2 separate regions of the Mus musculus genome follow, and region 2 is linked to region 1. The links are chromatin loops, found by intact Hi-C in ENCODE. Cell type or tissue: left cerebral cortex. All regions are shown on one strand. Each heading gives the region's core, and the rest is flanking DNA. Links, peaks and the distances in the headings are about the cores only.

Region 1 (2,894 bases), core at 280-2,779:
CTCTCCCTCATACCTATTTATTGCTGTACCCTCACCAACTTCTTCGGTTTTCTCAGTCCAGTCAGGTGGGCGTGGAGTCAAGCTGCCCAGTGCATTGGGAAAAGCGAACTCAGGGCGTGCAGAGGTGGGAGGTCCTGGGGGTGGGGCCCAGGGGGGTCCCAGGAGAAGGAGGCCTGGGTGGAGTGGCAGTCCTAAGGCGGCGAGCTCTGGACAGCGGCATTGCCAGGGGGGAGGGCAGGAAGGCGGAGACTTAGCGAGGGCCCCCTCTCCTAGGGGAGGTCCGGAGGGGCGTCCTGGGGGCCAGAGGGTCGGGAGGGGGCCGCGGAGGGTGGTGTCAGGGAGAGGCGCGCGGGGCCGCGGGGAGGGGGGGCCGCGCGTCCGGGGATCGGCGCCGCGGTCTGGGGAGGGGGCGCGCGCACCTTGCGGTTTTCCGCGCCGGCTTGATTCCCGGTGCGGGGTCGCGGCGGCGGCGGGAGGCGGAGGATGCGGGCTCCAGTGACAGCGGCGCGAGCCCGGGAGGACGCGGGAGGATGAAGAGGAGGCCGGCGGTCCGGCCGCGCGGCGCCGGGAGGAGGCGCAGGCGGCGGGGGCGGCGGCGGGCGGCGGCGGGCGCGCCGGGTGCGGGCCGGCTCCGGCGCGGAGGATGAAGTGGAGCGTCCGCGGGGCCTGCGCCGCGCTTTCCTCCTGCCTGCTGCTCGCCTGCGCGCTCAGCGCCGCCGCCGTCGGCCTCAAGTGCTTCTCACTGGGCTCCGAGCTGCGCGGGGAGCCGTTCCGGCTAGGGGCGGCCGCCGGAGCCTTTTACTCGGGGTTGCTGTTGGCTGCCGGCCTCTCTCTGCTCGGCGCCGCCCTGCTGTGCTGCGGGCCCCGGGAGGCGCCCCTCGCCGGGTCAGGGGCCGGGCCCGGCCCGGGACTCAGGGTCCCCGCATCTCCAGCTGGCGCTCCGGAGCCCTCTCCTGGAGAAACGCGGGCGGCTGCCGGGCCCTCGGGACCGGTGAACAGCCAAAACCTGCTGCTCCTAGGCGTCCTGGTCTTCATGCTTGGGGTTCTCAGCGCCTTTGCGGGAGCAGTGATCGACGGCGACACGGTGTCCCTGGTGGAACGCAAGTACTCCCACTATTGCCTGCCCCCGCGCACGCCGGCCGCTGGCCCTGGCCAGGGCACTGGCTCTGTAGCCCCAGGCACAAACACGCAGCGCTCCCGCAGCAACCTGGACAGCAACACGACCGCCAAATGCCGCCAGTTGAAAGACTACCAGCGCGGCCTGGTGCTCTCTACTGTATTCAACTCGCTCGAGTGCCTGCTGGGCCTGCTCAGCCTCCTGCTGGTCAAGAACTACAAGTCGTCGCAGGCCCGGCGCGGCCGCAGGGGCCGGCGGAGGGCAAGCCGATCTTTGGGGCGACAACGGGGCGGACCCGGGCTCCGCGCTCAGCCGCTAGCCTCCCGGACCCGGCGCGGCCGCCGGGGCAAAAGGGGGCGGCGGCTGCAGCCACGGCCCAGCGAGGCCTCCATCCTATCCCCGGAGGAGTCCGACTTCACCACCCCAGGAGATTGCGCGAGCTTCGCAGCGCACCACGCTGTGTCCTACATCAACGTGGGCGTCTTCCACGCGTTTGACGAGGCGGGCGTGGAGGTGTGCTGTGGCGGGCACCCGTCGGTGGAACTGCCAGGGTATGCGCCCTCGGACCCCGACCTCAACGCCTCCTACCCCTATTGCTGCCGGCCGCCCTGTGAGATGGCGCGCCCTTGGGAGCCTAGCCGAGCCTGCTGAGTTCAGGCCCGATTCCCCACAAGACACCCAAAAGGGCAGCAGTCAGGCGTTGCGTGGTGTTGTGCCTGCGTGGGGCTTGGCACTTATTCTGGCCCGGCCTTGTGATATCTGCCAGACTCTAGGTCACTATATGGTATTCTCCTTTCTGTGTGAGGAGGTGTCTCCTTTCTGTGTCGTTCATATCCGGACTCCATTTAAAGTTTACAATAAATGTTTGGGGTGGGCTCGCCGATCACACTTCTCTTAGGCAAGTCCATACCCCAGGACTGTGCTTGGAGGTCCTGGGTCGAATGGGCAAGAACAGAACGCCTAGCAAAGGTGATTTCCTGTAGAGGACCTCAGCTGAGAGTGCAAAGCAGTTGGAACTGTAGGAACAGAAGTAAAGACCAACCAACAGCAACACTTTGTACCCGGATGTGCCTGCTTCTGTCGACACTTTCTTACTGTAAAGCTCTCCATAAACAGTGAAAATGTTTGGTAAATTTATTGCAATTTGACATTGGTGAGTTCCTTTATTAAATTGATTGCTATGTTATTGGAGAATGTCCATCAGCTTGGAATTGGAGGATGTCTACATGCAAATCAGCATGGGGGAGAGTGGCTGAATTGGGACATACAAATGCTGAGTTAGAACAGCTGTGTTCTGCTAGCTGGTTGACTAGGTCCAACCTGTCTCTGAGCTAACAGCTGTGTGAAGAGACACTGATGCCAGACCCCTGCATTTCAGTTTTTGGAACCGGTTGTGTGGTTTCTACTGCAAAGCAGTAGGCTTTATTTTTGGTTAATACATATGAACAGTTTAATCCTATTTTAAAAAAATCAAAGTCTTAGTTTTTCTGCAAAATAATTTTCCTGTTAACTCAATAATCTGGTGATTTTAACTATATAGCATTTCATTTAAATACACCACTCTAATAGCCTTAATGAATGTGAAGGACATACCTTTAAGTGAGTATAATATGCGTGTAACCATTTACACACAATATGAAATGAGTTCTATATGACTGGAGTGTCTCCATCCTTCTGGTGGGCTGGCTGGGAGCCAAGCAGGCTTTAAGTGTTGGGAAAAGGTGATCTGACCTCCATGTGCCTGGACCTGTGAGACCAGGCAGGTGGTGCCTCACAG
Region 2 (2,894 bases), core at 237-2,736, 94 kb before region 1:
CTAGTAGTCTTTTCAGCAGAGTTCGGGGGTCAATTACTAGAGTCCTAGGCCCTCCCTGCCTTAAAGTTCCAACTATTATCTAAGTAATCCCTGAGGACCATCCTCACGGTTCAGCTCCAAGGCTTTCATTTTAAAGGGACCCACCTTTGGTCCTGTTTGTCCTGAAGCCTATCTATATTCTGAACTCTCCTCACAGTTCACCCTCAGGGCCTCAAACTGCTCAAAGGACTGCCACAGTGGTCCAGATTCCTTTGAGCCAGCCTTGATTTCCCAGCTCTCTACAGCCGATTTGTCCCTGGGAGATCTGACCTTCCTATGGCCTTGTCCCAGCACCCTGGCCCTCTGTGGGGTGGTCTCAGGGTCTTAACCCTCCTCTGTAATCTATCATTAGTTGGCCCATCTAAGTGATTCTGCCATTTTCTAAGTCCTGCCAGGTCCTGGGAGCCATTCTTCCTCAATGACCTTTTCTAGACTCTTGTCAGGTCTCTAATACTGACCCTCCCCCAAGTGTCCATTCCAAGAGTCGGGGCTCCACCTGTCCTGGGGTCCCAGAACTATGGGAGAGCTGCCCAGTCCTAAGGACTGTTCAGTGAGTAGCCCTCAGTAATTCTGGCCTGGTCCTGGGTCCTGCCTGGTCTGCGGTCCTGATCCCCCTGGATCCAGCCTGGCCCAGACTCCTGTTCTTCCGGGGTCCTGTTCTCTGGAATCGTGCCTGGTGCCAGGTCTAGCCGGACTGAGCTCCTTGTCTTCCCTAGGTCCTGTTTTCTCGGGGTCCAGACTGCTCGGAATCCACCTCGGCTGCTGTTCTGCCTGGTCTAGGATTCTGCCCACCCCGGTCTAGCCTGGTCAAGGGTCCAGCCTTGTGCAGGCTCTTCCCCGGGTTCTGTCTGGTCCAAGGTCCCTGTCCTCCCTGGGTCCAGATTGTTCCGGGATCCAGCATGGCCCTGGGTTCTGCCCTCCCGGGGTCCAGACCTGCGAGAAGTCCTGGCCTTCTCGCAGGCTTTTAGGGTCCCGCCTCCCGGGCCTGCCGGGGGCGCTGGGCTCGCAGCCTTCTGCCGCCCATGGGCCGAGGCCCGCGGCCTGAGGAGCGGGCGCGCGGGCCAGGCCAGGCGGGGCGGGCTCACTGACCTGCGTCTCGGGCGGCGGGCGAGCGGGCGCACGCGGGGGCTCGCCGGGAGGGGGAGGGGGCGCCGCTCCCTCTGGGTCCCCCCCAAGAGGAGGAGAAAAAAGCCGTGCAGAGTTTAAAACAAAGAGGCGGAAATGCCCGAACCCAGCCGAGTGCGGAGTCGGGGGCGCCGCGGCTGGAGCATGCGCAGTGTGTGGCTCAGCTCCCACCTCGCAAACGAGAGAGGCGGGGCCTCTGAAAGGCGGAGCCTATAGGGGTGGGGTGCAGGAGGGGCCAGAGAGCGCAGGCGCGTGCAGGCAGCAATTGACTCAGGAAGCTGGCTCGGCGAGACAGGCAGGGTGGAGCTCGGGGGTGTGGTCACAGGTGAGAGGTGGGTCAGGAGGCGTGGTCAGAAGCACTACCTGGAGAAACTCCGCCGGGTTGTTCAGGACGCGCGCTGACAGGCAACTGCATGAGTTAGGAACGAAACCGGAGTATCTAGACCACGGGTTTCCTACCCCCATAAACCTTCTGCTTACATTTTTGTCCTTTCTTGGAATCACTGTGGACACAGAGAGACCCTTATGCTGGCCTTTCGGACCGTGGAAACCCACAATTTGTCCGTTGTCCACTGTGCATTGTGACTGGCAGAGGGCATAAACTGAGAAAAGAAAGTCTGTTCTTGTTTGTTTGTTTGTTTGTTTGTTTACTTGTATTTTCGAGAAAGGGTTTCTCTGTGTTGCCCTGACTGGTCTCGAACTAACATAGATCCGCCTGCCTCTGCCTCCCAAGTGTTGGGACTAAAGGAATGCCCTACCATGCTGGACTGGAAGTCTGTTCTTAGGAAACAAAGTGGTTGTGGCAGCTGTATGCTAGACAGGCGGTGGGACAAGGAAGCAGCAAGGTGGCCAACCAGCAGGTGTTTGGGAGAAGGGGCATGCAAAGAATGAGGTTGAAAGGGGTTATCGCCTTTAATCCCAGCATTTGGGAGGCAGAGGCAGGTGGATTACTGAGTTCGAGGCCAGCCTGGTCTACAAAGCGAGTTCCAGGACAGCCAGGGCTACACAGAGAAACCCTGTCTCAGAGAAAGAAAGAAAGAAAGAAAGAAAGAAAGAAAGAAAGAAAGAAAGAAAGAAAGAAAGAAAGAAAGAAAGAAAGAAAGGAAAACAGAATAGGCACCCAGGAAGGCAAATATACTCTACTGAAGCCTGGCAGCCTTTGTATCACAGAGAGACTACTGATGGGGGAGAAGGTTGAGGGAGAGTCCTAGAATAATGGAGGATCTGGTGTTGGTATTAGAGGTAGCAAAGAGGTACTGTTGAGAAGACCATGAGCAGGCCTGGACTTAGGGCACAGATCTCAGGAAGTCATCTAGCTTGACAGACAGCTAGACCCTTAAACCACTTGTCTTCACATGGGCTTGTCATGCCTTAGGTAAGACCATATTCAGATGTCATTCTAGGTCCAGGATTCAGACCTTGCTTCTGTGTCTATCAGGGATACCTTCAGGGAACTCTCGCTTTACACAACCTCTGGTTTCTCCTGAAAGTTGTTGCCCACTTTAGGCCCCCACCTTCCAGCGCTGAAGTCTTCCTCTAACTAACAGCTGACACATTAGAATCCAGCTATGTGTCCCTTCCCCAATCCTAACCCTGTATCCCTAGGTGAGCAGATAGCTTTCAACTAGTATCCTTGTGTTTTGTCCTTGCTCCCTGACTACTTTCAGCACAAAATAGTGGCTTTTATAAAGCATTAATTGGGGGGAAATTCCCTGCTCAAAACCCACCCA

Evidence for each region. Peaks named below come from ENCODE experiments on the same cell type or tissue, not always from the same donor. Only the 100,000 strongest peaks of a DNase experiment are listed, where the experiment ranks them.
Region 2: it touches region 1 in a loop (2.1-fold over the local background); 4 of 42 quality-filtered maps call a loop at or near these places.

Annotation. Positions count from the first base shown.
Region 1 is chr5:108,365,433-108,368,326 of GRCm38, reverse strand. Gm42517 (predicted gene 42517) reads left to right here and starts at 410. Exons shown (of 1, transcript NM_001374743.1): 1 at 410-2,772. The coding sequence starts at 644. The coding sequence ends at 1,768. It overlaps Gm10419 (predicted gene 10419), which reads right to left and starts at 390. Exons shown (of 3, transcript NR_166481.1): 1 at 14-390. In left cerebral cortex, for the core only: a CTCF peak has its summit at 1,309; DNase peaks (open chromatin) are centred at 1,156, 1,745, 2,122, 2,390 and 1 more place; H3K4me3 peaks cover 2,500 bases; H3K27ac peaks cover 2,500 bases.
Region 2 is chr5:108,459,686-108,462,579 of GRCm38, reverse strand. Pcgf3 (polycomb group ring finger 3) reads right to left here and starts at 1,321. Exons shown (of 11, transcript NM_172716.5): 1 at 1,129-1,321. In left cerebral cortex, for the core only: no CTCF peak of the experiment used is centred there; DNase peaks (open chromatin) are centred at 701, 911 and 1,368; H3K4me3 peaks cover 1,667 bases; H3K27ac peaks cover 1,090 bases.